Regions from separate parts of the Mus musculus genome. Here all the other regions are linked to region 2. A link is a loop called in an ENCODE intact Hi-C map of the cell type or tissue named here. Cell type or tissue: heart. All regions are shown on one strand.

Region 1 (4,000 bases), 320 kb before region 2:
TTCCAAAGGCAAATTAAGGAAAGGCAATCGTTCTTTAGCTTTCCAGATCAGAACAGAGCTGGGCCCTTCCTAGCTGTCTTAGGATTTCTGTTGCTGTGAAGAGACACCACGACCACAGCAACTCGTACAGAAACGATGTAACTGGGGCCAACAGTTTCAGAGATTTAGTCCATTATCATCATGGTAGGGCATGGTGGTGGGCAGGCAGACACAGTGCTGGAGAAGGAGCTGAGAGTTCTACATCTTGATCCACAGGTAGCAGAAGGAGACTCTGGTTCCGTGGTCAGCTTCCTCCCTTGGAGTGTTCAGGCACGACTGCACAGTGGGGTGGTCAGCAGGATCTTGGTCCAGCAGTGAGTTCTAGGGAAAGAAGGTCTTCTCCAAGGATTTTAGGGGTACATCTCTTTCAGATAGTACTTAGTAAAACGACTCTCTTAGACTATATTCATGAAACAGCGTGTGCTCTTCACTCGGGTTCAACACGGCTGCTCTGAACCGTGGACAGTGGGAAAAGGGGTCTTCAGGGTGAAGGTAAGTCACTGGCTGGACCTTAACTTCCTGGTAATGCCTCATGTACGTGGAAAGACATCCCAGGAATCCCGGACGCTTGCTGAGCAGGCTCTTATCTGGAGGGAGGAGGCTGAGCCTGTAATTTTGCCAGAGACTATGTGACATTCCTCACATAGATGTGGGGGTTGGACTCCCCAGATCAGGCAGAGAAAAAGCCCCACTAAGAAAGCCCCATTTTGTGCCAAGCTCAGGAAAGCTGTCCAGATGTGGTAGACTACAAAGCCCATTCCCAGAGTGAAACACTTCCGGCTGAACCTACTCTAGCAAGGCCATGCCTCCTAATAATGCCACTCCTTATGGGCCTACCGGGGCCAATTACATTCAAACTACCACACTAGCTTAGTGTCTAGTTTGTGATGATTAAGTAGATAGTGGACATATTATTAAGAGTTTGATATTAGGGGCTGGAGAGATGCTTCGGTGATTAAGAGTACTGACTGTTCCTCCGGAGGTCCTGAGTTCAAATCCCAGCAACCACATGGTGGCTCACAACCATCTGTCATAGGATCTGATACCCTCTTCTGGTGTGTCTGAAGTCAGCTATAGTGTACTTAAAAAAATAGATTTTTTTTTAAAGTTTGATATTAACTTAGAAGTGTTTTTCAATTAAAGTTTACCTATATGACTTTTTAAAGATTCGGCTCTCTAGCTGTGAGAGCTATTTCTTTCTCAGCTACACCCACCCAGCCAATATGTAGCAATCCTGACACAGACATCAATTATGAACATAATGAAAACAATGGTGATTAACACATGCCAGGCACTTCCTTCGCTCTCAGAGGTTCCGATTCTTCATTACATTCTGACAGCAGCCCTCAGAGAACGTAAGTCCCCAGGTCTGAGTGCACTAAGTCAGGGAGACACAGCTTAGCCAAGTTCTGTTAGAGTCAGGCAGACTATCCTAACCACCAGTCACTCTGTGACCTACACTCAAAGCCTTACCCACTGGAGAAGACTGATAAGAAAGAAACAAGTCGACTGCTTTCGGCCAGCTGTAGCTTTTGCCCTCTGACAGATAGCTGCCTACCTAACCGTTCCTTCTGAGTTTTGGGTGAAGGCCTGAACCTCCACAGAAATGAAGCAGGGAGCAAGAGCCGGCCTCACTGGCTCACTGCTGAGCCTGCCTTATGACTTGCAGCCCACGCCTTTCGGTATCTGCTGCCTGTGGCTGCCCTGTGTCTCTCCAGTTGGTGTGGGAGGCAGTGGAAGGAAGATGAGGGAGAATTCTGGGCCCCAGGAAGTCACAAGGGCAGTTTGGCAGGCTGCCTGGACATCCATACAGAGCAAAACGAAGGAGGAAGCAGAGGGACAATGGGCCATTATTTCTAGCTGTGGGTGACTGGTCACTTTGGAGTAGGTGACCTGACATCCCTCCCACCAGCCCACATTGAGCTTCAGTTGCTAAAGCTGCCATTGGTGATATAGTCCCTGCAGGATGTAGGGTTTCAAGAAACCCACCTTATTGTAGGAGCAAAGAGTATGGGTTTCCATTTTACTTTTTAAAAAAGATTTATTTATTTTATGTATATAAGTACACTATAGCTGTCTTCAGACACACCAGAAGAAGGCATCAGATCCCATTACAGAAGGTGGGCCACTATGTGCTTGCTGGGCATTGAACTCAAGACCTCTAGAAGAGCAGTCAGTGCTCTTAACCGCTGAGCCATCTCTCCAGCCTGAGGGTTTCCATCTTAAATGTAACTTAAAAGTACATGAGAGTCATGAGGCCCCGGTGTGGTCAGAGTGGACTGGAGATAAATCCCTCACCCCTTCCAAATAGCATGGATTTTCTCGGAGTTGCCAGCAGGCGTCTGAGACGAGCTACAAAAGACACACTATCAGAATGAACCGGTGCTTTCTGTGGCAGCCGGAACTGCAGGTTCAGTTAATTCAGAATAATGAAGGCCAGCAGATGAGAAGAGCTTGGCTGAATTAGGCACATTAGAAGAAATGGGCTTTATCACCTTTGGATGTCCTAGAGCTGTGCTAATGAGCTCCTCCTCCGTGCAGGTCTTAAGGGGAAGCTACTTTAATAGATAGGGATCTTTTCTTTTCTTTTCCTTTCTTGTTTTGTTTTGTTTTGTTTTTTGTTTTGACAGGGTTTCTCTGTATAGCCCTGGCTGTCCTGGAACTCACTCTGTAGACCAGGCTGGCCTCAAACTCAGAAATCCGCCTGCCTCTGCCTCCCAAGTGGTGGGATTAAAGGTGTGCGCCACCACTGCCCGGTGATATTTTCTAAGTCAACTCGTCCATTGTTCATATGAGACAGGCCACTTGTCAATGAAATGTGTGTGCTTGCCTTTATCATGGTACTTCAGTTTAGCCCTGTTTGTAAATGGGATAAAGCAGCCAATTTGTCATCTGAAAATTAGCGGGTTCTCAGACAGTGTGCTTCAGTGGTCTCTTAGAATGCTATCAAGGATCATGTGGGCACAGTGGGAGAGTGCCTACTCCAGCATTCCTACATACACACACACACACACACACACTGTATATATATATATTCATATTTTCTCTAAAAGGCTTGTATACAGGCTCTTGTGATCACAAGAGCCATTCCCAGTCTTTCAGATTGTGACACATATTCTCTCCCCAAGTATTTATCAAGCAACAGGTATAGATCAGACACTGAAACTAGTTGCTAACGACCTAGAAAGGACAGAACTATGGACAAGTATTGTCAGAGCCCTTTAGAAAAGAGAGTGGCAGGCCACCGCCACCCCTCCTCAACCCTCACCACCATGGCAGTCGGGAGATCTGGCCCCGAGATCATGAGAACAGGTGAGCTGCCCATCTCTCTCTCACTGCAGCACTGGAGAGAGTAGACCCTGAACCCTGTCTGGGTAGCACAGTGGAGCTGGCTCTGGAGGGTGGGTGCCATGAGCCAGTCTGAGGGCATGAGGACAGGAGAGCTGACCCTGCCTCCTGGTGGCACTGGGTGGCCTAGCTGGAGCAGTGTGGAGCTGGTGAAGTAGAGCTGGAGGCTTGACCAGATCAGCAGCCACCCAGGCCCAGATCCAGGGCTCTGAACTGGCCCACCCCAAAATCTGTATCATCTGGGACTGGTTAGGATAGGTAGCTGCAGGACACATGACACATGACCATGACACAGAGCAACAACAGGATATCTGAGAGGAGTTCCCGTAAGGATCCAATACTGATGGTGTCAGAGAAGCCAGAGGCCTGGAATCAAACCAATGACTCATTGCAATGGACCTTTGCAAGTGAGGATGTGTGGACAGAGAAACACACTGTGACATACTGCAGCTTCCACAATGAGATTTCTATTCTTTGTTGTTGTTGTTGTTGTTGTTGTTGTTGTGTGTGTTTTATTTTGGGAGGAGGTTTCAAGGGCAAAGGGTGGATAGGAGGGGGCAGGGAAATGAGTGCATGATTCACAAAGAATCAATAAAAAGTTTACAAATGAAGG
Region 2 (4,000 bases):
TGTTATAATCATTTGTTAGAGCCCAGCGGTGGTGGCACACACCTTTAATCCCAGCATTGAGGAGGAAGAGGCAATCAATCTCTGTGAGTTGGTCAGACTGTTCAGGACTGTAAAGCTACTGAGAAAGAAGCCCTGTCTATAAATAAATAGATAAATAAGTGTCATATCTGCTTCACCCATCCTGTTTACTTTCTATTCACAGGTCTTACCTCTGATAGCGTCCACCTGTTTCCACAAGTAGTTCATTAGTCCTTAACACAACACAATCATCAGCATCCACCCAGAGGCCCAGGTACAGCCGAAAGGTCAAAGTTCAGCTGACCCTGTCACCTAAATTCTTCCTTTAAGTTAAAACTTTCCTTCCTCAGTTTTTCTTCGCTTACTTAAACACAGGGTTTTAACTACTACCTAGGCTGACCTCAAAAGCCAAAGATGACCAAGGATTACAGGCTCCTTACCCATTACTCCTTAAAAACAACAGCTCACATTCACTCTGCTACATGTATAATAAATTTCTAATAAGCAAGCAGTCAAGTGTATTTTAGAGTTGCATCAGGAAATGAAGGGTATACTAGTATGAGGAAGAATGTACTTTCTACAAACACCCACTTCGCTGGGGCTGGAGAGATAGAGGGCTTGGCGGGCACAGCATGGAAAGCAGGAGGTCCTGCGTTTGGATCTCCAGCACCCAGGTGAACGCTGAGCGTGGTTTAGACTGCCTGGAGTCCCAGCAAGAGCAGGTGAAGACAGGCAGCCTCCAGGAGCTCGACAGCAGACCGGCCAGCCTAGCAAAAATGGCCAACTACCACTTCGTAAGAGACTTTATGTCAAGGCAATATGGCAGGGAGAGATAGAGGAAGACATTCTATGTCGTGCCCTGGCCTCTGGATGTGCACACTTGTATGCATCAAATGCACAAAATGTGTTTGCATACATCTGCATGTATGTGTGTGCACAAGCACACACTACTGGAGTACAAAGAACTAACACAACTAAAGTCCCATGCGCTACTTCTACCTCTTGCCCATACAAATCTGTGCATACTCTTTCCCTTGAATTTCCTGGTATCTCCACCCCAAGTTCACTGGGTCTCTAGCTATTGCTGACAACTGTAATTCCTTATCACTGCTCCTTCATAACTTCCACTACTCTCACATGAACATTCTTTCTCCCAACTGCAATTGTTCAAACTCCTCCATGGTGCAGGTCACTAATTTGCCCTTCTTCTGCCTTTACCCTGCCAGGTCCCATTACTCCCTGCACTGTGCCCAAACCAAAGTCCTACCAAACTCAAAAATACCAAATGTTCTTGCCCAAGGTAGCAAGCATCCATGTCTCTTCCTAGGGACACTCTATGCTCTCCCTGTTCCTGCCACACCTTCAAGACTAGGCTTGAAGTTTACTCCAAACAACCCCAGCCATCAAAATTAAAGTCTCCATAACCTTTCTTGGCTCAATGAAGACTGGGGGCACAGTCCATCAAATTATAGCACCCAGACCTATTGCTCAGTGCTGCCCTCGTTCACAGCCACAGCCTTCCCCTAACTTTGAATCACCTGTCCTGATGAGATGTTCTAATATACTGCTGCAAATTACAAGCAGCCTCTCTCCATTCCCTGCTCATTAAAGTCTCTTCTGCTACCTTAGAAAATCTCCCAAACTTAACTAATCCATCCTTCCTTCTGTTTTCTTAATGTTTCATTTACCATGGGCCAGCAAACCACTATCCTATGCCAACATGAGGATTCAGCCTGATTCTTCCACCAAAGAAACTGTACCCGCCTCATGAACCCATCCCCAAGACGAACCAACACCAACTCAGCAATACTCTCTCATTTACCACACCCAAATTCATCCTTAGTGTGTCCCCAGTTAACGGCAATCTCGCCAGTCTGCAGCACTTCACCAGCCCTCACACAGTCCTAGGTACCCTTCCCACTTCCACCAAAATTTCGCCCCTCCCTACACCCCCTTCTACACCTGTTTCTACACCTCCCGTTTCCCATCTCATCTCCCGTTCTTTTAATCTTGCCCACGCCCTCGTCCGACCCCTCCATCCATCCTACCAGTTCACTCTTGCACAGAAATCCCCTCCCAGCCCAAGCCTTAGAATCCCTCTGCCCCGCCCCTCCCGACTTTGCCCCGCCCTTCCATTCCTGAGCCCCGCCCCTTGCCCCGTAGGCTCGGCCAGGGGCGGAGCTTATTCCTCCTCCCTCCTCTCCCCCGCCCCCTACCGTCACGCTCAGGGGCAGCCTGACCCCGAGCGGCCCCGCGGTGACCCTCGCGCAGGGGCCTGTGGGAGGGGCGTCGAGGGTCCCAGGCCACCCCCCCGTCGGTCCCCCGCCCGCCTAGTCTCCTCCCCCTGGGAACGCGCGGGGTGGGTGACAGACCTGGCCGCGCGCCACCACCACCGCGCCTGCCGGGGGCGCTGAATCTGCCTGAGAAAGAAGCTACGGCTGCCGCCTGGAGGAGGTGCCGTAGCGCCCGCCACCGCTGCCGCCGCCGCCAGGGGTAGGAGCTAAGCCGCCGCCATTTTGTGTCCCCCTGTTGTTGTCGTTGACATGAATCCGACATGACACTGATTACAGCCCAATGGAGTCTCATTAAACCCAAGACGCGGCCCCGCCCCGGCGCCGTTCCATTGGACGAGAGCACGAACACTTAGGGCCAACCGTTGGCCTACGGGTCTGTCCGTCACCCGCTCGCTAAACACTCTGCCCCCCATTGGGGCAAGTTCCTGCCGGTCATCTCGCCTCCACATAGACACACCTCTCGACCCATCATTTCCCCCCCCCCACCTCCGGCACCACCCCGAGGGAGGGTCGACTGCCAGTACCAATCAACAGACCGCGGGGCCCGCCTTTTCCGGGCACCTATTGGTCCAGCCCTTTTTCTCTCTCACAGACACCGCGCCACCTCTACTTCCACCTACCCGCCCCCTCTACCTCTAGAAATGGATTGGATCTAGGCGCAGGAGAGGCGCTTGGCCTTATTGGCTGTACACGACGCCAATCAGAAGCCTTTTTTCCTCTCCCCTCCCCCACTCAACCCCAAAGCCCCTAGCCCGCAGCTAAAGTTTGTGTGAGAGCTGATCGCTGGCGGCGGCCGCAGGATTTAGGGGTGGGCGCAGGCGGGCGCGCGCGGGCGGGCACGCGAAGTTAAAATTCGAGGTTCTCAGTCGCCTGCTCCCGCCGAGGAGCGCGCGGACGGGCGCGCCGCCCGGAGCGTTCCATCCAGCCCCCTCCTCCACCCTCTCTCCTGTCCTGTCCCGGGCGACTACTCGCCCGCCCCCTGGCTTGCACCCTACCCCCTTCACATACCCCCTACCCTGCCAGCCTCAGGCCGGGTGCAGGCGGAACGATCTCACTGCAGCCTCTTCGCCATCCCATACGGAGGGGGAGCAAGCCCCCTACCCACCGGGTGTGCACCCCCGGCTCCGCACTCGCCCGTGTCTGCAAGCACGTGCACTATTCGCCGCTGCCTCCGGCCACCCCGGTCCCCGGCTAACCTCGCCTCCAGCCCGGCCAATCGCTTGCTGCCCTTTGTTGCTGCAGACCGGGTCTCCCCGCTGCCTTCCTCAGCCTCCGCCTCGTCCTTTGCCAGCCGCCCGGGTCCGCAGCGCCGCGCTCCCCCCGCCCGGGACCCACCGCCGCCGCCTCCTTCTCCTCCTCCGCCTCCTCCTCCTCGGCTCCGGGCTGCAGCGCACAGAGCCCGAGGCAGCGCCGCCCAGCCCCGCTCCCCCCGCGCCGCCCGCTAGCCCGCCTGGCCCGGCCGGGGGCGCAGCCCGGACCCCGCCCGCCCCAGTCTCCGCCCCGGGGGTACCTGCCTCCGCCCCGGGGGGCTCCGCTCACCGCCCTCAGGGGAGGGCGGGGATGCCGGTGTCCGAAAGGATGGGGACGCCTGGGCTGTTTTGGGGTGGGGAGTGTGTCCGCCAGGTCTGGGACTGAGGTGCGGTCTTCTTAAACGCGCCCCCCCTCCCGCCGCCGTGGGCCCCAAACTT
Region 3 (4,000 bases), 160 kb before region 2:
TTCATGGGATAGTAAGTGGTGTTACGGCTGGGTTTCATGGGATAGTAAGTGGTGTTAACGATGCAGTGAATTGATTCAAGCTCTTTATCACTACATTACATGCTCACTGGCATGGAGCACTCTACGCAAGTTTATAAACACAAAGAATCGATTAACATGGCAGCACTGCAGCCCAGCACCAAGTCTGATCTGATTACATACTGTCAGTGCTGAGTGCCTCGGTGTGATCAATGATAAATGTCTCATTTTTCATACTTAATTCAATAAAATTATCATGTCTTAATCGGTTAGGATAAATTAGCGCTGTATCGTTTCATAAGCGTTATAACTGAGCTTTCACAATGACGCAAATGACTCTCTTAGCTTAAGCAACTACAAGACAAAAGTCACCACTCAGGATGACTCGTCATCACCTCCTTCTCAGCTTCTCGCTCTTCCTCAGAAACCACAGCATTAGAAATTAACATTGGGGTCCATCTTAGACTCTCCGGATCAAGTTCATTGGGTCGGGAACAGTTCTTCAGCTTTTCCATGTGGCCCAATATCAACTTTTCCCTTCTAATGATGACAAACCTGTAATATAGGGAGACAAGACAAAGTGAGATTAAAAAAACTGAGAGCTAGTGGGGTGTGGTTGCATACACCTTTAACCTTAGCACTTGGGGGAGGCAGAGGCAGGAGACTCTCTGTGAGTTCAAGGCCAGCCTGGTCTAACAAACTGAGATGGAGGGATGCCAGGGCTATACAGTGAGGCCCTGTCTAGAAAACCAAACCAAACCAAACCAAACCAAACCAAACCAACTCAAGATTAAATGGTGGACATGCTGGTGCATACCTGTAATCCAGAACTGAGGCAGGAGGATCGCATGAGTTTGAAGGTTACCTGGGCTACTGTTTTAAAAGAACAAAGTCCCTGGCCAATCCAGATTCCTTTGACCCAGGTTATGAAAATGGAAAACCAGCAAAAGCAACAACAACAGGCTTGATCCTGCTGTGGATCAAGAAAGCAGAAAGCAGGGCACTCACCTGCCATCCCTCCTGTCAATCATGTGGAGGTGCTGCAGAGTGGTGGCGATGTCATGTGGGCACATGCCTGTGGCTCTGCTAATGGCCTTGATGCTGATGTGCCTCTCGTGGTGGCGGTAGAGGTATTCCAAGATGACACTTTTCCAGTAGGCCAGGTAGGAGAGCCGGCCCAGGTCAGAGAGCGGCTTTTCGGGAGACCCTGCTTGGCCTTCTCTTCGAGAAAGCAAATAGCCTAGGCAGGAAAAGCAAAACTGCACTCAGCTTGGTTGTCAGAGCTAGGGCCAGGACTAGGAACAATGTCATCAGCCACAAGGTAAAAGCATCACACAGGTCAAGTGTGTCCTGTCAAGCTCGTCACCTCTCTCAATTACAGTGATGTCACCTCGTCAAATTTCTGCTTGTCAACTTTTGTGGTGACACTGTAAGCGAATTCACACAGCTGGTGGCAGCTAACATACATGGTGTTGTGTGTCACGGAGGTTGAAAGCTAAGACTAAAGAGACTTCTGGGGAATCTCCACACATAAATCCCCTGCAAGCCTGAAATTCTCTCGGATACTCAATGTCAGGATCTCTCGGATCCTGGGGAGGGACCACCCCGACATTAATGGGCAGGTTGTTTTCCACAGAGGACCCGATGACCCTTTGACAGCTGGGGCTTAGTGAAGGGGCTTCGGCTGACACAGCCTGCACTGCCTGTTCCGTTTAACCAGCGGCTGATTTGAAGCTGTTTTAGTATTAATAAAACACTGGCTTTCACGCCTATGGTGGCAAACGCAAATCTACGATGCTAGCTCTATTTTTACCCTTCTCATAAAAACTAAGCCAACCTGAGAATGTGGCTCCTACAATTACAAATAAAATACACGAGCACATGAAGCTCGAACCGCACAGCTTTTCTGGCAAAGAAACTCTGAAATGAGAAGACTTTAAGCCCACTTAGAGGAAATGAACGGAAGCTGGTGGCTGTCTCGGTAATTAAGAGGCAGTAATGGAGGAGAGAAGAATTGACTGTCAAGTAGTGATGGCTTCTTTGCTCTAATTGTTTCAACAGCCTCACCTCCCTGAGGTTCACCTCCGTGAACCTCCTGCGTGTAAACAAACATCAGCACAGACAGTAGGTGGCAGCACTCACCAAACCAGGCCACTCTACACCAACCCAGACATCAGCGTTCCTCCCCTTCATCTACAGTTCCAAAATGGCTGCACTTGCAAGAATTTTCTGTTTTAGTTTTTCTGTTGTTGTTACAAAGAGAAATCAATGCCTTGGATCCATTTTCTTCCTGTTTCTCAAAACCACTTGCAAATAATGCAGAAATCTAGAAAAAGACACTCTACCTCAACAGCATGCTGCATCTTGACAGCTTTTATTTGAATGTCATCATACAGAATAGAAATAAAATAAGCATCGTGTTTTGCCTAAGATTTTTGGTTTAACTCCTCTCGTCCTGTTTAAGTATTGAATGCAAACAAACACCAGACTTTAACAGCCAAGCCACTGTCGGCGCGTGCCGCTCTGCCACACTGAGGTTTTCAACAGCGGTGTCAGGAATGCTAACGTGGACAGCTGCTGTGCTGCAGCCAGCCCATATCGTGTCCTGTCAACATGGAGAGTGCTGCGTTGCCAGAGCAGTGGAGGAAGCCCAAACCTCAGCACAGAAAACTGGCGTATCCCGTCACCTGCTCCCTAAGTGCTTGGCATAGCCTGAGAAATTTACTTAGTCAGCTGGGAGCCCCAGCTCTGTACTTCTGCCGGGGGTGGGGGGGTGAGGCGCAGGTATAGAACCATGGATGATAACTGTTCCCTTTGTCCACAAGATCCCACAATTAAAAGTTCCCTGCAGTGACTAACTATGGAAGTCCCCAGGCCCTCACTGATTCATGTGAATCCCACTGTTGAAGGCAGAAATTTGGCCTACAAGCAGTTCCCCCTCCCACCTACGCTCACCACTACACAGAACTACCTTACCCTGGAGGCACGGTTTTTATTATGTCTCTATGTTCCCACACTTTGACCTAAGAGGGAAGCATTCCCACCCTCCCTTTCAATTTTACCTAGCTGTTCTTGTACCCCGAGTCTAAAAAGCATGCGGTAATTTAGGCGAGCCAGCAAGCTGAGCCCCTGGGGAGCACTGGAGTACAAACCTTTCAGTACCCTCCACTCCTGCAGTGTCAAAAGGCTGACTCCTGACAATTCCTTGGCCTTTTGACTGCAGCGCAGGACTGCTGCCCCATAGGTGGAAGGTAACACGCTCTATGTGTCATGGACATTGAGCCCACTGGTCTCTCCCAGCAAAGCACCCTCCTGTTGTGTGTGCACTCAGAGGCTGTGAAGAGGCAGGGACTCTGCAAGCACTTGTTGGGAGGGATACTTTTCAGGGTGCCGAGAATATGACTGGAAACCCAATGTTTAGTCAGAACCTCCTGCACACATCCCAGGGATGATGAGCACCAAACACCACCCAAAGCCAATGCCCTGAGGTGCCTGGCCCTGCTTGTAGTGTGTCTCCTCCTCCTCTGGGAATCCAGAGACCCTCAAAGAAGTTGCAGCCAGGAAGAAAATGGCACTTTTGCCGAGAACTATTTGGAATCTCCCCATGACGGAGGATGCTCTGATGTTAAACAGAATCCACCAGGAACAGTAAAAATGACCATGAACACATGTCTTATTTCTTACTAGTTGACTGAAATGGCATGCAGAATGACAATCTGTGCTGTTTGGAAAGGTGCTGTGCCTCCTGGTTGTGCACTGACGACAGAAGAGCGGCTGGCTATAAATGTCATCTGCGGCAGGCGCTTGCCTGGAAGGAGCTGAGCTGCTGATGCTGACCTATGCTGTCCTTCGCGACATGGGTGTTAAGTGAGGGGCTTCTTGCCACCTTCTGTCCCTTCCTACTTTCTCTCAGCTCCTCAAAGCACAGTTACAATATAAAGCAGACACAGTAAATTTTGGTAAGAACATTTGACTTATTAAT
Region 4 (4,000 bases), 250 kb before region 2:
GTGTAGCTTCAGCTGTCCTGGACATCACTCTGTAGACCAGGCTGGCCTCAAACTCACAGAGATCCACCTGCCTCTTCCTCCCAAGTGCTGAGATTAAAGGCGAGTGCCACCACTGCCCAGCCCCGTTTATTGCCCCTTGATTTTGTACTGTGCTAGAGACTATACTTCAAATCATTGTTTCAACTCTGTAGATCTCATAGAAAGGTCAAGAAACATTGTAGCCTGACGTAGCACAGTTAATCCAAGCTGGTACCCAAGCCCAAGCTAACCTCAGACAGAACCTGGGTTCTTTCCTGCTACTACCATACCCCACCTTAACGGAATATCCCCTTCTAAAGCAAGCCTAACATTGGCAGAATCCACGTCTGAAGCCATCTGCAGCTTGAAATCTCAGCCCTCTTTGACTCTACTTTCTTGAACAATGCAGGACCGGCTTTGGTAGTTCTGAGGGAGAAGGGGGCAGATTCTAAGATGGACAGGAGGAGAACAGGGGCAGCCAGGAATCTGCCTAGTATGCTCAGAACCTTCAAGGGCTCCATGACACTGCAAAACATCTCATCTCCTGCAGCCCTTGTAGGCAGAGAACTCTCTTGTCCCCGTGCTTCTATAGGGGTAGAGGTGTTGCTCAGTGGTTAGAGCACTTGCTGCTCTTGCTGGAGACTCAGGTTTAATACCCTTTCACCTCAATGCCTCAAGTTCAATGCCACATGCCACCTCACAACCATCTAGAACTCTAATTCCAGGAGACCCACCCCCCACCCCCACTTTCTGGATACAGCAGGCATGGGATGCATGTGGCCCACATACATATTTGTAGGCACTCAAACATAATTTTAAAACTTATTTTATATGTATAAATGTTTGCCTGCATGTATTATCTGTGTTCTTAACCACTGAGCCATCTCTCCAGTACCAATAAAATATTTTTAATTATAAAAATAATGTTTAAAAAGTGGTTCTAGTGTCCAAAGATTCTCAGAGCCTTATTCTCAGAGCCTTGGGCAATGATCACCTCTCTGACATAAAAGGATCCATCAGCTTTCTCTTAAAAAAAAAAAAAATCTGCTATCTTCATTATAGAACCACCGTTCTGTGTGAACCCTACAGCACACGTCAGATGCTTTCCTCCCTGTGTGCCTAAGTTTCTGTGACTCCACAACTCTGACAAGGTCCCCTGTGTTCCACAATCCAAAGGCTCCAATGCAGCCGATATCGGTGTCCCCCCCTGTTTGTGGCCCACTTAGACCTGCAAGAGTCTTTTCTGACATTCAAGCCTCAGTGCTTTTCTCTGCTTTAACTCTTGTCATTGGAACCCGTCTATGCAGGCTCTAAACCTACGAATGAACCTATTTCAAAGCACTTGCCCTATGTTAGACGCAGTGAACCTTTAGTTTAACCCTTGCAACAACTCCCCAGGACAGGCAAACCCTTAACTTTACAGAAGGAACTGACAGAGGTGGAGAGAGATCGTGACTTGTAGGAGTCCAACTCCATGTTCTCGGAGACTTTAGGGATGGGAGTCAGCTCAAGGGAAATAGGTCTTGCAGCGTTCAGAGGCCCTTGGGACTTGCTGAGTCACTTTGTCCCACCTGTCAATGCCAATCTCTGGCAAGGAGAAATAGCACAGGAGAGCAGACCTGACCGCAGGCAGAGGGGTAGGCAGGCTGGCCCATGGCTGATGCCTCCATCCCAAAACCTGGGGAAGAAAAAGAAGCCACACCTTGCCCCAGTATCCTGCAGCTAGAGGAGCTCCTGAGGGCCGGGAGAGCCTCTTGTAGTAGAGTGGATGAAGTCTGGCCCAACCTTTTCATCGGAGATGCGTGAGTGGCTGCTGACAGGGTTGTAGGAGTCGGGCAAGACGTGGCAATCCTTGAAATCTTTACCTGAGGAGGTGGCTAGAGCAACAGAACTAGTTGCTTCTAACCTGCCCCAGGCCAGGAATTTTCTCCTGACTCCTAAGTTCCAGGAGCGATTTGGTGACGAGTTTCTAACACTAGGGGGAGCCCGAGCGTTTTTGGTTTTTGGTTTTTGGTTTTTTTTTTTTTTGGAGGGGTGTCGGGGGCGGGTCTGAGAGACTTCCTGGCTGGGGTCTTCAGGCACATCTTAAGACAACTAACCAGACAGTCTGTAAACCAACAACGTTTGGAATATAAAATGGTGTAGACATAGATCATACTTTCTGGTCCCAGCTTGCCACCAGTGGACACTGAATGGGTGGTGAAGCCTGACTTAGGATGACTCAGAAAAGGTGTCACTGCTAAATATTTGTAGATTGGTAGACGTGGTGACTAAGTGATCTAGATGATATTTATGAGTAGTAGGACACGAGGCACGAAGGGAGGGGCAGCTAGTTCTCAGGACTGAAGCAATCTCTTCCTTCTTTCCTTTGCTGGGGGCAGGCTGCCTGAGACAACAAAAGAGGTCAAAAATGTCCCTTGCAGCACCAACTATACCAACAGAACTCCCTGAGGCTGGGACGGAGAGCTTTGCAGACTCCGCTCAGTAATGATGGTTTCTAGCTCCGCCTTTACCCTTATGGTTTCACCCTTCCCAAAGCAGAGTCAAACAAGCCTCCTTCAGGACCCAGAGACTCAGCCCAAATCCAGCCCCCTTTCTGCCCTTCTCAGGGCCACGGCAAATAACCGATTTGAGCTGTGGAAGTTGGGGATCACCCATGTGCTGAATGCCGCCCACGGAGGACTCTACTGTCAGGGGGGTCCTGACTTCTACGGCAGCAGTGTGTGCTACCTGGGGATCCCAGCCCACGACCTCCCTGATTTCAATATCAGCCCCTACTTCTCCTCAGCAGCTGACTTCATCCACCGAGCCCTCACCGTACCTGGAGGTAGGACCCAAGATGCAATAGGTCTGGAGAGGCTGGAGCCCTTGTCTTGGGAAACAGCCGTGCCCCTTGGCTCTGTGACCCTGGACAAGCCAGTGTGTCTTTCTCTGGGTTTCTGTTTCCTCTGATGTTTTTATGATGAGGAATTTGGTAAGGCTCACGTTGCTTTGTAATAGCCAAAGCACTTTGACAGTTTTTTTTTTTCCTTCATCCATTCATCTGTCACCTGGTCATTATTCACCCCATGTCAAGGAAAGAACTCAGTTCTAAGAAGCCAGCCTTGACTAAGCCAGGGCATCTACTCTTGTAGGGCTTGCTAATCAAACAGTGATGTATTCTGAATGTTACTGCTATGAGAGAGCAGACATGAAGAGCTCCACAAACACTCAAGCCAGAGGACCGTGGTGTTGGGGATTTCCCTCCACAACAATTTCCTTGGGACACACGCAGAAAGGGCCAATGGCTTTGTGATTCCAGTGACACCCTCAGTAGTGGGGAGAGCTGGTAGAGGAAGCCATGTCTGAGATGAGACTGGCTGGATGAGTAAAGGCTAGTCAGGCCAAGATCAGGGGGAAGGGTCAGAGGTCATGGCAATGCCAAGGAACTGCAAGTCAGCCTGTGTTCCTAGGGCTGAGGGCTGAGGTAGGCTCTGGCTGAGGTAAGGTGCAGGACGATGAATGGCTAGGTCTCAAAGGGTTCTGTAAGTCATGCTGAGGGTTTGGACTGAAGACTTTAGCAAAACAGATGTGAGTACCCATTTGAAAGATCAGGACACTGAGGCCCATAAGAGATTGAGGAACTTGCCCCAGGCATGATACACCATGATACACCCAACACAGGTTCGGGAATGGACCTTGGGTGGGCTGGCTAGTAGAGAGGAGTCCTTCATCTGAGTGTCTTCCTCAGCTAAGGTGCTGGTGCACTGCGTGGTGGGTGTGAGCCGATCTGCCACACTGGTCCTGGCTTACCTCATGCTCCACCAGCAGCTGTCCTTGCAGCAGGCCATAATCACTGTGAGGGAGCGCCGATGGATCTTCCCCAATCGTGGCTTCCTCCGACAGCTCTGCCAGCTGGACCAGCAACTTCGGGGTGCAGGTCAGAGCTAAGGAGCCAGGTAAGGCAGGTCAAGGAAGCAAAGCTGAGTGTGGTTGGGAGCAA
Region 5 (4,000 bases), 240 kb before region 2:
CTCACTATGTAGACCAGGCTGGCCTTGAACTCAGAGGTCTGCCTGTCTCTGCCCCTGCCTCTGCCTCCTGAGTGATGAGATTAAAGGTGTACGCCACCATTCAGGCTCTAAGGGGAATTTTTAAGGTGGTTTGCTTGCTTTTCCTTTTCCCCACCCAGCTACCCAAATACACTCATCCCACACACCGCAGGCAACCCTCTGAGCTTCCTGTATCCTGAACATTAAGGATACATGTACAAGGAGAAAGGGTGAGGATAGGTTTGGGCCTCAGCCATGGGGTTGCTGGGTACAGTTGCACAGCCTGGGTTTAAGGAGGAAGTACCTGGCTGAGCCTAGGGCTGACCAGGCCATGGGACCAATGGACAAGTTGGGAGTGGCAAGGAAAGGCAAAAGGGAGACGACAGCATGCTTTATAATTAAACTCAAATAAAAAAATAGAAACAGCATCAGGTGTGCGGAGCCAGGCGGCTAGAATCCAGCGGCACAAGCTGTGGGTCGGAGAAGACTACAGCCCGGTCAGGATCTCCCCACAGGTGGGTGAACGACCCTAAGCAGAGACCCCTGAGAATACTGGGTACTGGGGCCCAGGGCATCTATGCCTGCTTGTGTGGGCAACTGTGAGGACTGGGTTGGGGGACTCCAAATGGGTCAGAGGTAGAGGCACAGAACCCTGCCTCTCGCCACCGTGTGACCTTGGGCAAACTGCTTTTATCTCTCTGAGGCTTGATTTTTCTCATCTGGAAAGTGGGGATGTTGATACTGCCTGCTTCGTGAGAGAACAGGGTGGACTCAGCGTGAAGACACGAGTCCTGGGCTCTGTCTGGTCTGTAACGTACTTCCTCAAGCTGGGAATATAATTACGAAACACAGAGATCCAGGTGAAAACTCCACAGGCCATAGCAATCTACCCTCTATAGGTCTTGGCTGAGCCCCGAAAGGATGAGACTGATTGGAGCAATGTCCATAACGTGATGCCTCATTTATGTGGCACCTGCCCTGATGCAGGGCCTCTGGGAGGTGCATCTCACTTATGATGTCATGAGAGTCTCCCAGCAGCTCCTGGTGAAGACTCAGGCTCACAGACTCCCACACAGGTCTGTCTCCCTCCAGGGATGCAGGCTGGGCAGAGACCACTGCAGTCTGCCCTTGGCATTTACCTGCCAAAGTCTCTTTCCCAGACACCTCGATGTCCTTCTGTGAGAACGCTAGCCCCACTTGGTCTGTGCTCCCTAAGAGAAGAGGGGAGACAGAGAGGGAACAGCAGAGGAGACCAGGAGAAATGTGTTCTGAGGTTACAGCTAAAGAGGTAGGTGGCAAACAGCTGCCACGTCCCAGGCTGCTGAGCAAGGCCCGAGGTATGCAGGGTGGTATTCTAGAAGGCTATCCTGGGACAAACTGAAAGACAGACAACAGAGAGCAAGCTAGAGATGCTACTAGTGCCAACAAAAGGTAAGTATGTGTAGCTCTGTATACAGAGGCAGTGTGGGCAAGAAAGCCACTGTTGACAGAAGCAACTTCTCTGCTGAAGTTTCAGGGAAGTAGAAGCCAGGTAGCACTAGAGAGCCACGGGAGGACTATCATGAATGTGAACAGGGGCCTGATCCTACAAGACATTCAGCCATGGCTCCTTCTGACATAGCTGGGCCCTCCCTACACCAGGGGGTAGCAGAATCCCTGGGCTTTCTTTTGGGGGGGGTGCCTAAAGCTTAAGGAATGGCTCACTGAGTGAGCTGCTGGGCCTGGCTCTGATAGGTGAAAGGAACCCTCAGTGGACCAGAGCAGATAGCTGGGCTACATATAGCCCTAAGTAGGACCTGACCAGGAAACCCTAAGTCTAAGAAAAATCTTTCCTACAGGTCTGAGTTAGACCAGGGAAGTTAAGGACATCCCCTAATCCCCACCACCGAGCTCCTGGGACACAGTTGGGCTGCCTAGCAGCCACTGGCCACTAGAGGGCAGACTTACCCCATGCCAAATTGAGCAGGCCTGTGAGGGGCCTACGGTTTCCCGAAATCCCTGTCTAGTTCCACTCATAGCTGGAGGAGTCTAGCTGGTGGCCTCAGGCCAGAGTGGCTATTGGACTTCCCTGGATTCAGAGATCCTCCACCCTAATATTCCTTTCCCTGGTGTTACTTCATATAGCGTCATTCCCTTCTCTTGCAGCCAGCAGAATACCAGAGAGCAGAGAAAAGAAACTAAGGCCCAGATAGGAATGAAAACTTGCCTAGGTCCCAGGATATATCCTTGTCAAATTTTAAGGGGAGTCTGTTCCCTAGGCATCTCTTCAGGTGGTCCCCATCTTCAGGACAAGTGTTTTCAATAGCAGAGACACCAGGGAGAGATGTTAGGCCACTGCTCCTGTCCCCGCAGCTCAGGTCTGTCTTCATCTTGCCCCACATCCCCATTGGCTCACATGCATGGACCTGGAATTCTAGGCGCATAACAGCATTTGTGTTCTGGATGGAACCTGCTTTAGGACTGTTCCACTCAGCCTGCCCCTGCACCTAGTCCCCCATTCCTGGCCCCAGACCATGCCCTAGGTAGGTGGCAGGCCACTCAGCCTGCCAGAGAGGTCACAGAGGGGGATGAGGGAGAAAGGCCGGCCCTCTCTTCCACCCAGCTCATCATCCACTGGCTGGGTGAGTGTGGCCAAGCCAGTGGCCTCCTGGGTGCCCATCTCTTTTTCTGGTTTTGGCAGTGCCTGCCAGAGGGAAAAGGCATTCTACCCAGTCTGTACCTACTCGAGTTACTCTTTGAGGGGACCAGGGGTAGTTGACCAAGGTAGGTTCCCCTTCCCTCTAAGGTACCAGGCTCAGGTTCTGGTGCCTCTGACACCTCAGCTCTGCAAGGGCCCAGATGGACTAAGCCAGATGACTCCAGACATAACCCACTCCTTCCGGGTGAGGCCTGTACAGGTGTACTGGCCTGAACCACAAGGGTAAGGAGGAAAAAAGCCCGGGGCCTGTAAGTGGATGTGTAGCTCATCCCTGACAGCTCCCTAGAGGAGACACATCAGTTGGTGACCACCCTCTGGCAACTGGAAGGCTTGGGGAATGAACTGAAGGCACACACTGGATATCAAGCTCAGGGTAGTCTTTAGCCATTTGTCATTTGTCATTGGTGTCAGTGTGAAACATGGAACACAGCACAAGGGATACAGCCTGCTTATGAGCGACACCAGCTCACTTGGTGTGAACAAGCTGACTAATGCCCACTTGTGGCTGGACTGTAACCCTGGACAGTGCTTTGACCTCCTCTAGCATCAGCCTTAGAAACAGCCAGGGTGGGAGCTACAGATGAGCTGCCTGGCTTTGGAGGGACATCCTAGGTCCTCTCCAAGAGCCTCCGCCAGCTGGGGTTTCCAGTGACTAAAGGGGTACGGTCTGCACAGATTAGCCCTACAGAGATTCCCCACGGTCCCTAAGACCAACATTTCTAACATCCGTTGCCTCAGGAAAGGTACGCTTAGCGCCATGGAATTGACAAGAGAGTTCTAGTTCTCCTTGTTCCCAGGGAAAAGGTTCTAGGTTCCAGGCCAGCTGAGCCGGGTAATAGCCTCATTCAGCATAGCTGAGGCTGGCCCCCACAGCATCCCACTGGCTCCTGGTACTGCAACACAGGTCTCCCTGTCCACTGGACCCACGCTTGGGGAGCCTGTTCCAGCTACTGTCCTGTTTACTCTGTTCCCAGAATGGACTCGCTACAGAAGCAGGAACTTCGGAGGCCAAAGATTCATGGGGCAGTCCAGGTGTCCCCCTACCAGCCACCCACACTGGCCTCTCTGCAGCGATTGCTGTGGGTCCGTCGGACTGCCACACTGACCCACATCAATGAGGTCTGGCCCAACCTTTTCTTGGGAGATGCGTAAGTAAGACCCATGTAGGGGTTTAGGGTGGCTGATGGGTGGGAGTACCAGGATAAGCCTCCTCCAGATGGCCCACAGTGCTTCTCACCGCTGCCTGCATTTGCCTTTCTCATGTTTGTTTGGAAACATACAGTT
Region 6 (4,000 bases), 51 kb before region 2:
CACCTCCATCCTCAGCTCTTGGCCATCTGGCCCGGCCGGTCTAACCTCCCTGTCAGCTGCCAGCCCTGCTTCCTTGCTTGTACACTTCTTCTCTACATCAGCCAGTCTCCTCACCGCTCCCCATCGCCTCCTTCGTGCCTATGAGCAGCACTGAGTCCTTGCTCCTCTGAGTCCTTCCTTGGAAATCAGTCTCTGCCTTCCACCAGTGACGGCACAAATAACCTCTTGTCAGGTTTCCCCGGATCCCCCTGGCAGACAAAGTCCTTCCTCCGCCTCCCAAGCCCTGGGTGTCTCACCAGAGCCTTTCTAAGTAGTCATCTCTGACTCAAGACCTCTGGGAGTTACAACGCCACTAAGTCAGATGGCTCTCTCCCATTAGGGCTGTGCTCTAGCTAGAAAATGGCACTGGATAACTAAGGATCCTTGATTCCACCTGTCTCCTGCCTCACCATACAATTCCCTATCCCAACAATGGAAGCCCACATGACTAGTTACGCCTGCATGCAGTCAGCGGCCCTGGCTCTAGAGTCTACTCCTCCGGAGTCTTGGAAGTCAGTGTTCAGTTCTCTTACCACCTGAATCTTCAGTTACTTAACTTAATGGAGCTGAAAATTCTCTTGGCTAAGAGCAGCATCTAGGCATGAAAAGTTCTCCAGGGTAGCTAAGTATCAGGTCTAACTGTCACAGCACACAACTGGCTCGGAAGACACAGGCATCCAGGCAAGAGTTATCTTCTAACAGACATATACTCTCACATTTTTCATTATGTAATTATTGAATATATTTGCACTGTAAGAAGAATTTAAATATAGATAAAATGCAAATGACGCCAAGCCTCTGTGGACACCTCCTCAGCCTCATCCTGTCCCTTCCTTCGCCAGTTATCAGTGTATTTCCATATAACCTTTCATCAAGCCAAGCTCTTCATTTCTCATGTGCATTATGCTCCACTCACTACATGCCAGCAATTGTCAGGGATGTGCTGGGATTTCACTCATTCTAAAAAGCCTGTATTAGAATCCATGAAATCTGATCGTGAGAAACGATCTCTTTTTTCAGCAATGGCTAAGGCAGCAATTCCATAAATCTCTTCCTCCTTGTGAAACTCTCGCATCTGCTGTTTACCCAACTCTCCCTACTTCCCTACCAGACATTCCTGAGACGTCTGTCACATGACTGGAGAGCTCCTGCCAATGAGGTGAGGCACAGTCTCCACCTGCATCGGCACTTGTGGCCCACTGCGCTTGCTCAGCAGGCTCCTCCTGCTCCCTCTGCAGAATATTGCTGTGCCCGGGGTCCTTTCCCTTCATGCACGTCTCTGTGCAGCATTGAGAAAATTCTTTCCTAACATAACAGAATCTGAATGAATTTATCTTATATATACATTTACAATGCCATCCATGATACATTTATAACTAGATCTAGTTTTAAGAAATTTACTTTGCATAAATGTGACCCTTTTAGAATTTTGCCCCACTAAAAATTTATGAGTTTCCACAAAAAGTTCTCTCACAAAGATCTACACTACAGTTTTTAGGAGCTACGTAAGGTTCCATGTGATGGCTGTACCATTGTATGGTGACCATTCCAGGACTTAACCATTCATTTATGCTAAAATGAGCAAAATTACCAGATCGAGGTATGTGACGTTATTGATACAGCTGCTCCAGCACTGTCTAAAAGGTCTGAACAATTTACATGCTCACACTATACAAGTGTATTCATTTCTCAATCACTGTTGCCAATAAAGAATTAATATTCCTTTTAACGTTTGTCAACCTCATGGCAAAAAAACATCTGATTGCTTTAATGTATGATCCCCATCACTAATAAGTGATTACTAATAATGATAAACATCTCTTGGTAATTACTGGCTGCTCTTATTTTTTTCTACAAAATGCATTTTTATCGGTTTTACCAATTTAAATAGTTACTCCTATTTGCAAAAGGTTCTTTACATCTTTCATATTTACCCTGTCTCCTATACATAACCAACTGCTCTTCTAGGTTATTGTTGGTCTTTATCTGGGGATGTCCTTGGTGACAGACACTTCAAACCTTCAAGCAGATGTACTCAATTCTTATCTATGCCGAGATTGCTTCCACAGAGGTAGGATTATTCTTCTAATATAAAGCCTATTCTTTACAAACTTGTGATTTCTGGCCAGGCAATGCTTTGTGCCAACTATCCTGATCCCATCTCTCAAAAGAACAAGTACTGGACAGCACTGTGCCAGCCAGGCTTGTGTGTCATTTCAGGAGGGTGTAGCCAGGTTCAGTTCCCTTCTAAATATCTTGGGCAGAAGCAACTTACTTAAATGTGCCAACCTAGTCAGCCTGACACTAGTTCAGACCAAAGACTAAAAGATGGGACTTTACCAACCATGGCTAAATTCCCGAACCAGCATCACCCCATTCTCTGTTGGAAGCCTGCTAACTCTGCCTCTATTCCCTCACATTCAGATGTGATGTGTGCCCTTCAGAACTGCATACCGGACTGGGGGAGGGGGGGTGCGCGTGCTCATGATCATGTGCGGGAGGGAGGGGCTAGCTATCAGTCTCAGATGCCATGTTTTGTTGAAATAGTCTCTTAACTGTATTTCAACTTAACATTATGGAACTCCTAACTGTGGAACATTGGCTGTGCTGGCATCAGACGGCCCGGGGATCAGCCTCTCCAGTGTTGGGGTTACACGTGTGTACACCAGACTGAGCTTTTTAAATGGGTTTTGGAGATCAAACTCAAGTCCTCATGCTTGCCAGGCAAGCACTTTACCAACAGAACTATCTCCCCAGCTCAACCTGCATCATCTTTTTAAAAAGTTTTTGTATCTCACAATACTGTTCATTGTTTACTCTTAACCAGCCCAAACTTTCAACACGCCCCCTCAAAAACAAAACAAAAAACAAAACCTGAGAGCCTCAGGATGTCATTATTCTTTATTTGTTCTGTCTGTTGACCATGAGACTAATAGATATTTTAACAAAAACTAAAACATTAGTCTCTTGGTTTCACAAGTCGTTACACTTGGTGGCTACTAAATTGAGGGATGCAAAAACTCAGAGAGAACAATTGCTTTGTCAGAATTCCTTTGAATAGCACCGTTCTGGATGCATCATAAATCCTGAGAAAATATCCTTACTCCCAGCCAGTATCAGATCATCAAAATGTCATAATTAATTTTTAAACCGTTCGTTTAATTAAAACAACAGAAAGAAACACTCTTGCAGATGAGAAGAGCTTTTATAATAATGTATGTCTCCTCGCAATGAAAAATTGGAGCACAGCTCAAGTTCATTTATCTCTGAGCTGCCAAAATTAATATAGTATGCAGAGGGCAATGCATTCTTGGAGTTGCATGAATCCTCTCTCCTGACAGATAAAATGTCTAGCTAATGGTCATTTAGAAAACTAATCTTTATTTAATTCTTAATGTCTTGGATTAAGCATAATATGCAAACTCCTAGGGAAAAAAGTCTATTTCTGGGTTTTAGTGTGCATAAAAGCCAAAATATGCAGCTCTTCAAAGATTAGAGAATTTGATGCTAAGCAAAAAGTAGCCAAGAAAATGTTATGTAAGAATGCAGGGGCGGGAAAGACGGATGGCTCGGTGGTTAGGAGTGCATGCTGCTCTTCCAAACGGCCCGCATTTGATTCCCAGTGCCTAAACAGCGGTTCACAACTATCTGTTAACTCTAACTGTACGGGTTCTGGTGCCTTCTTCTGACTTCATCTTAAGGATATGACACCAGGCATACATATGGTACACAGACATATATTTAGGCAAAACACTCACAGATAAAATAAAAATATAGTAACTTTTAAAAAGAGAAAGAATGTAAAATAGAACAGAGCAAACCCAAAATCTCTGTAGGATGTTGTCTCTGTCTCTTCTATCCACTAACAACATTCTTTAACATATAAAATACATAAGTAAGAACTGAAGAGAGTAGTGCTGGCAAGGCGGCTCAGCAGGTAAAGGTGCCTGCCAAGCCTGAT
Region 7 (4,000 bases), 360 kb after region 2:
ATACCACACAGAATAACAAACACTAAAAATGAGCAGCCATGTCTGTTTATACTATTTGGTCTTACGTGGTACTATTTATGTCTAGAAAATGGTATATGGCAAAAATTAGTGAAATAATGTTTTCTACTGACACTTCTGGGTTTTAAATGAACAATAAAAGTATAACAGCTTATAACTAATTAAACTATGTCGTGAGGTAAACAACAATGTTCTAGTAACACAGTTTTAAAGAAAACATTTTCCATCACTGTCAAGATTTTCACTGACTTGTTAGATATTGAAACAGTGTGTTACTAAATCTATAATGTTGAAACACTTTAAAAGCTATCATGGAAGCTCTTAATACTACATACCAGTTAACCTAAATGAATCACAAAAGTCTTGCAGTTGGTGGGAAAAATTATGATAAATATAAGCAATATATTATAATAAAGATGAATGGTAAGTGAAAAATTAATGTTACATTTAAAATGCATTTCTGAATACTGTACAGAGCAATGAAACTTTAATTAAAAAACAACTTTAAGCAATACTTAATCACTCATTTCTCTCCCTTGCTGCCAACTCGTATTCTTCAAACACATAAAACAGTTTATATTATTTCCCCAAACAATAAAATCATTTATCATAATTTTACTATATTTATTGCTAGTCTTTAAAGATAATTTATATTTTCCAACATAGATTAATTACAAAACCCTTGCAGAAACTTATGCATCTCAGCATACAAATGAAAGTGAGCCCTGAAAAGGCCAGGATGTATCAACTGTCTTCTTAGGCAGTGAACACAGTCATCAGTAAGTTAAATCCAATTAAGATTGGCCATTATAAATTTACATTTATGATATTCAGGACACAGAAACTAATCTGAAATGTATTACAAGGGCTGATAAAATCCTAACGTATCCTTACTTATGAAACATCTGAAATGCTAGGCCTGGGTCACCTGGCTTTCTGCATTGTTTTATCTTTACAGTAACTGTATCAACAGTGTTGCAGCCCTAATCCTGTCGACGAGAGCATGGCCTGAGAGATGTCATAACTAGGTGTAACAGAGATGAGGCTGAGATAAGTAATTCTAGTGAAGGAGAACTGACAAAATGAATATAGTCCTAAGGTCTTAGAAATGAATGGAATTTTCCAACCATTCTCCTCACCCCCCTCTAATGTGTTTGGTATTTTACCTGCATGGATGTCTGGGTACCACTTGCTTCCCTGCTTTCCTCTACGGTCAGAAGTGGGTGTCAGCTATCCTGGAACTAGAGTTACAGGTTGCTATGGGCCACCATTTGGGTGCTGGGAATCAAACCTAGGTGCTATGGAAGAATAGCCAGTTGCTCTTAACTGCTGAGCCATCTCTCCAACTCCATAAACAGTCTTCTTTTTCCTAACAATATCCAACTTTGCCTGGCAGACTCCACCACTCTAACACTCTATTTTATTATTATTTAAAAGGTTTTACACTGGAGGCAGGTTGAACATGAGACTCCTGATCCTCCGCCTCAAATAAGCCAGTGCTAGGGTTACAATCATATGCCACTTGCCCACAGAGTTCACCTAAACACTTTTGATCAGTAACTTTCAGACACAAGCTCCGTCTTTGACTTTGGGGATAGGTCTGGGACCAAGGCCAGTCAGAGCAGGCCCACTAGGATATAATCACCACACTGAATTTGGAGCCACTAGGAGGAATACAGAAAAACAAGAATGTGAACTATCAGCTGACGGTAGCCATCCTCTCTTGCAAACAGAACCGACACCGAGGAAAAGAGCTGAAATGACTCTAATACTATTTACCCCACTGAGTTACACTTTACCTGATGCCATACCAGGATCTTTTTACTAAATGCCCACTTGTTTAACAGCTTTGAGATGTGGCTTTTGTCACTTGTACACTACACCATCCATAAAAATTTAATGGTACAAATCAACTTCAGAAATTAAAACATTTAATCATTCCAAATCTGGAATCTTAAAATAAAAGACAGATCCAGGGGATTATTCTTAGTATTTCAAAAGGATGAATGAAATTATATACTGACCTGGCATTAGAAAAAAAGTGGACTTCTACACTACCCCGGGATAAGGTGACATGTGGATAACCTAGTGTTGGGATTACAGGCATGTGCCAGTTTGTCTGCATAGTAGTTTATTCTACATGACTGAACCTCTTTAAAATCTGCTTGAAATGAGTCTAAATAGAAATATAGTTTAGTCTTTCATTTAAAAATTACAAAAGAACTGATTGTGACTTTTATAATATAGTTTATTTGGGAGACAAACTGTTTTAAAACAAAAATATCACTGAAAATTTTCAAAATCATCACTGAAGGAGAAAAAACCCAAGAACTACAATATTATCTTGAAATACACTCAATAAAAGACAAATCACTTGAGATACTGAAACTACTCAGCATCCTTCAGTAGAGGAGTGTAAGCTAATGGTGCCACCTAGTGTCCTGCACTAGACACTACAACTCCATCTTCAAATTCCTTTTGCTGAAGAATACAGGCTAGTCTCCTCCCATTGTTGCTTTGTCTTCAGTAATTCTTCCAAAAGGCATTTGATTCTAATTCAGTTCTAGTTATGTGTAGCATTCCAGGGTGCCTTCATTCATACCTTTATCAACAATTGCTCCGTGAGGTTAGGGCTACTTTATTTCATTTTTAAGATTTCTCCATTAAAAATTTTGTTTAGATTTATTTATTTTATTTTTCTATGTGCATGTCTGTCATCATGGGTCTCTTGGAGGTCAGAAGAGGGCGTGAAGTCCCAGGTGCAAGAGTTACAGACAGTTTTGAGGTGCCTGACTTGGGTGCAGGGGACTAAACACAGGCAGTACACGTACATATACTCAGTGAAAAATACTCCAAGGGAAAATAGATCAATCTTTTAAAAAAAGGTCTGGTGCTCAGAGGATCAGGAGATGGCTCAGCTGGTAAAGTGGGTGCTGTGTAAGCACAACGACCTGAATTCAGATCCCCAGGCCTGTGAGGGGGAGACAGGAGACGTCGGTTACCTAAATCAGTGAGCTCTAGTGAGCTCTCAGAAACCACAGGTGTCTGGTACTGCTGCGGTAAGGAGGCAGTTGGATTCTACATGCTTGCAGGCCAGTCAATCTACATAAAACAGTGAGCTCTGTTTCTGTGAGGGAGGCTGTTTGAAGATGCAATGTGGAGGGCCAGAAAGGTGGCTGAGTGACAGAGGAGTCTGATGACCTGACCTGAGATCCATCCCTGGAAGTCCATGAAAAGCTGGATGCCATAGATGTCTGTAGTCTCGGCACTCCTACACTAAATGAAACTTTACAATATCAACCTCTGGGGGCTAGAAAGATATTCCAGGCATTATGAGCGCTTGCTGCTCTTCTAGCAAAGATGCCACATCAGTTGTGAGCACCCTCATCAAGTGAGGCTGAACAGTTTGTAACTCAAGCTCCAAGTCAGACACCAGTGTCCTCCAAAGCCACTGCACTCAAGTGGGCATACCCATAGGTACACATAATTAAAAAACAATAAAAACAAAGCTCTAAAAATATGAATTTCTGGCCTCCAGATGTACATATGTGGGCAAGCATGAGTCAGTGCAAGTGTGCGTGTATACATGTATGCACACACACACAATTACTATAGCTATCTATAACAAGTAGTGAATACAACTTTTACAACACAGCTTACAACTAAAATTTTAAATTCTAGGTCATTGAGTTATATGTTATTGAAAAGGTGGCAAAATTGTGTAAAAAATACATTAAAAATTATAAATGTATTTTTTATACTGGAAAAATCAGAAAACCTCTAAGTGCCAGGAAACTATAAAGTAATTCATAGCTCTAGAGAACATGATAGAAAGAAATTACCAAAGACTGTATAACAAAAAATGTCAGAAAGGACATTTTAAATCTGTCATTACATGCTCAGCCCAATGAAAAGAAATTCATGGTGGGAAAAAAAATGTCACGTTAAGAAATACATAATGCTTTAGGCTGGAGAGATGATG

What was found. A loop is a pair of places that touch in the nucleus more often than their neighbours do. Peaks named below come from ENCODE experiments on the same cell type or tissue, not always from the same donor. Only the 100,000 strongest peaks of a DNase experiment are listed, where the experiment ranks them.
Region 1: it touches region 2 in a loop (2.2-fold over the local background); 4 of 42 quality-filtered maps call a loop at or near these places.
Region 3: it touches region 2 in a loop (1.9-fold over the local background); 7 of 42 quality-filtered maps call a loop at or near these places.
Region 4: it touches region 2 in a loop (2.4-fold over the local background); 14 of 42 quality-filtered maps call a loop at or near these places.
Region 5: a loop joins it to region 2, with 2.1 times the contacts of the local background. A loop is called at or near these places in 15 of 42 quality-filtered maps.
Region 6: a loop joins it to region 2, with 1.9 times the contacts of the local background. A loop is called at or near these places in 2 of 42 quality-filtered maps.
Region 7: it touches region 2 in a loop (2.3-fold over the local background); 13 of 42 quality-filtered maps call a loop at or near these places.

What each region holds. Positions count from the first base shown.
Region 1 is chr14:21,820,777-21,824,776 of GRCm38, reverse strand. No RefSeq gene overlaps it. Among named protein-coding and RNA genes, the nearest start is that of Vdac2, 8.8 kb to the left of the region's middle. In heart, no CTCF peak of the experiment used is centred here; DNase peaks (open chromatin) are centred at 676 and 1,816; H3K4me3 peaks cover 529 bases; H3K27ac peaks cover 3,481 bases.
Region 2 is chr14:21,499,469-21,503,468 of GRCm38, reverse strand. It overlaps Kat6b (K(lysine) acetyltransferase 6B), which reads right to left and starts at 3,684. Exons shown (of 17, transcript NM_017479.3): 1 at 3,509-3,684. In heart, CTCF peaks have their summits at 2,473 and 3,209; DNase peaks (open chromatin) are centred at 2,798 and 3,628; H3K4me3 peaks cover 2,683 bases; H3K27ac peaks cover 2,308 bases.
Region 3 is chr14:21,658,001-21,662,000 of GRCm38, reverse strand. It overlaps Kat6b (K(lysine) acetyltransferase 6B), which reads right to left. Exons shown (of 17, transcript NM_017479.3): 13 at 1,027-1,258; 14 at 414-573. Among named protein-coding and RNA genes, the nearest start is that of Dupd1, 55 kb to the left of the region's middle. In heart, CTCF peaks have their summits at 1,937 and 2,150 (motif pointing right); a DNase peak (open chromatin) is centred at 2,650; H3K4me3 peaks cover 435 bases; H3K27ac peaks cover 1,091 bases.
Region 4 is chr14:21,746,266-21,750,265 of GRCm38, reverse strand. It overlaps a transcript of Dusp13 not described here. Among named protein-coding and RNA genes, the nearest start is that of Samd8, 2.3 kb to the left of the region's middle. In heart, a CTCF peak has its summit at 1,983 (motif pointing right); a DNase peak (open chromatin) is centred at 1,725; H3K4me3 peaks cover 131 bases; H3K27ac peaks cover 513 bases.
Region 5 is chr14:21,739,968-21,743,967 of GRCm38, reverse strand. It overlaps Dusp13 (dual specificity phosphatase 13), which reads left to right and starts at 2,470. Exons shown (of 4, transcript NM_001374075.1): 1 at 2,470-2,938; 2 at 3,691-3,864. The coding sequence starts at 2,586. In heart, no CTCF peak of the experiment used is centred here; a DNase peak (open chromatin) is centred at 1,987; H3K27ac peaks cover 314 bases; H3K27me3 peaks cover 508 bases.
Region 6 is chr14:21,550,347-21,554,346 of GRCm38, reverse strand. The region is part of intron 2 of Kat6b (K(lysine) acetyltransferase 6B); the gene reads right to left. Among named protein-coding and RNA genes, the nearest start is that of Kat6b, 53 kb to the right of the region's middle. In heart, no CTCF peak of the experiment used is centred here; no DNase peak of the experiment used is centred here.
Region 7 is chr14:21,135,568-21,139,567 of GRCm38, reverse strand. The region is part of intron 3 of Adk (adenosine kinase); the gene reads right to left. Among named protein-coding and RNA genes, the nearest start is that of Adk, 85 kb to the right of the region's middle. In heart, a CTCF peak has its summit at 2,459 (motif pointing left); no DNase peak of the experiment used is centred here.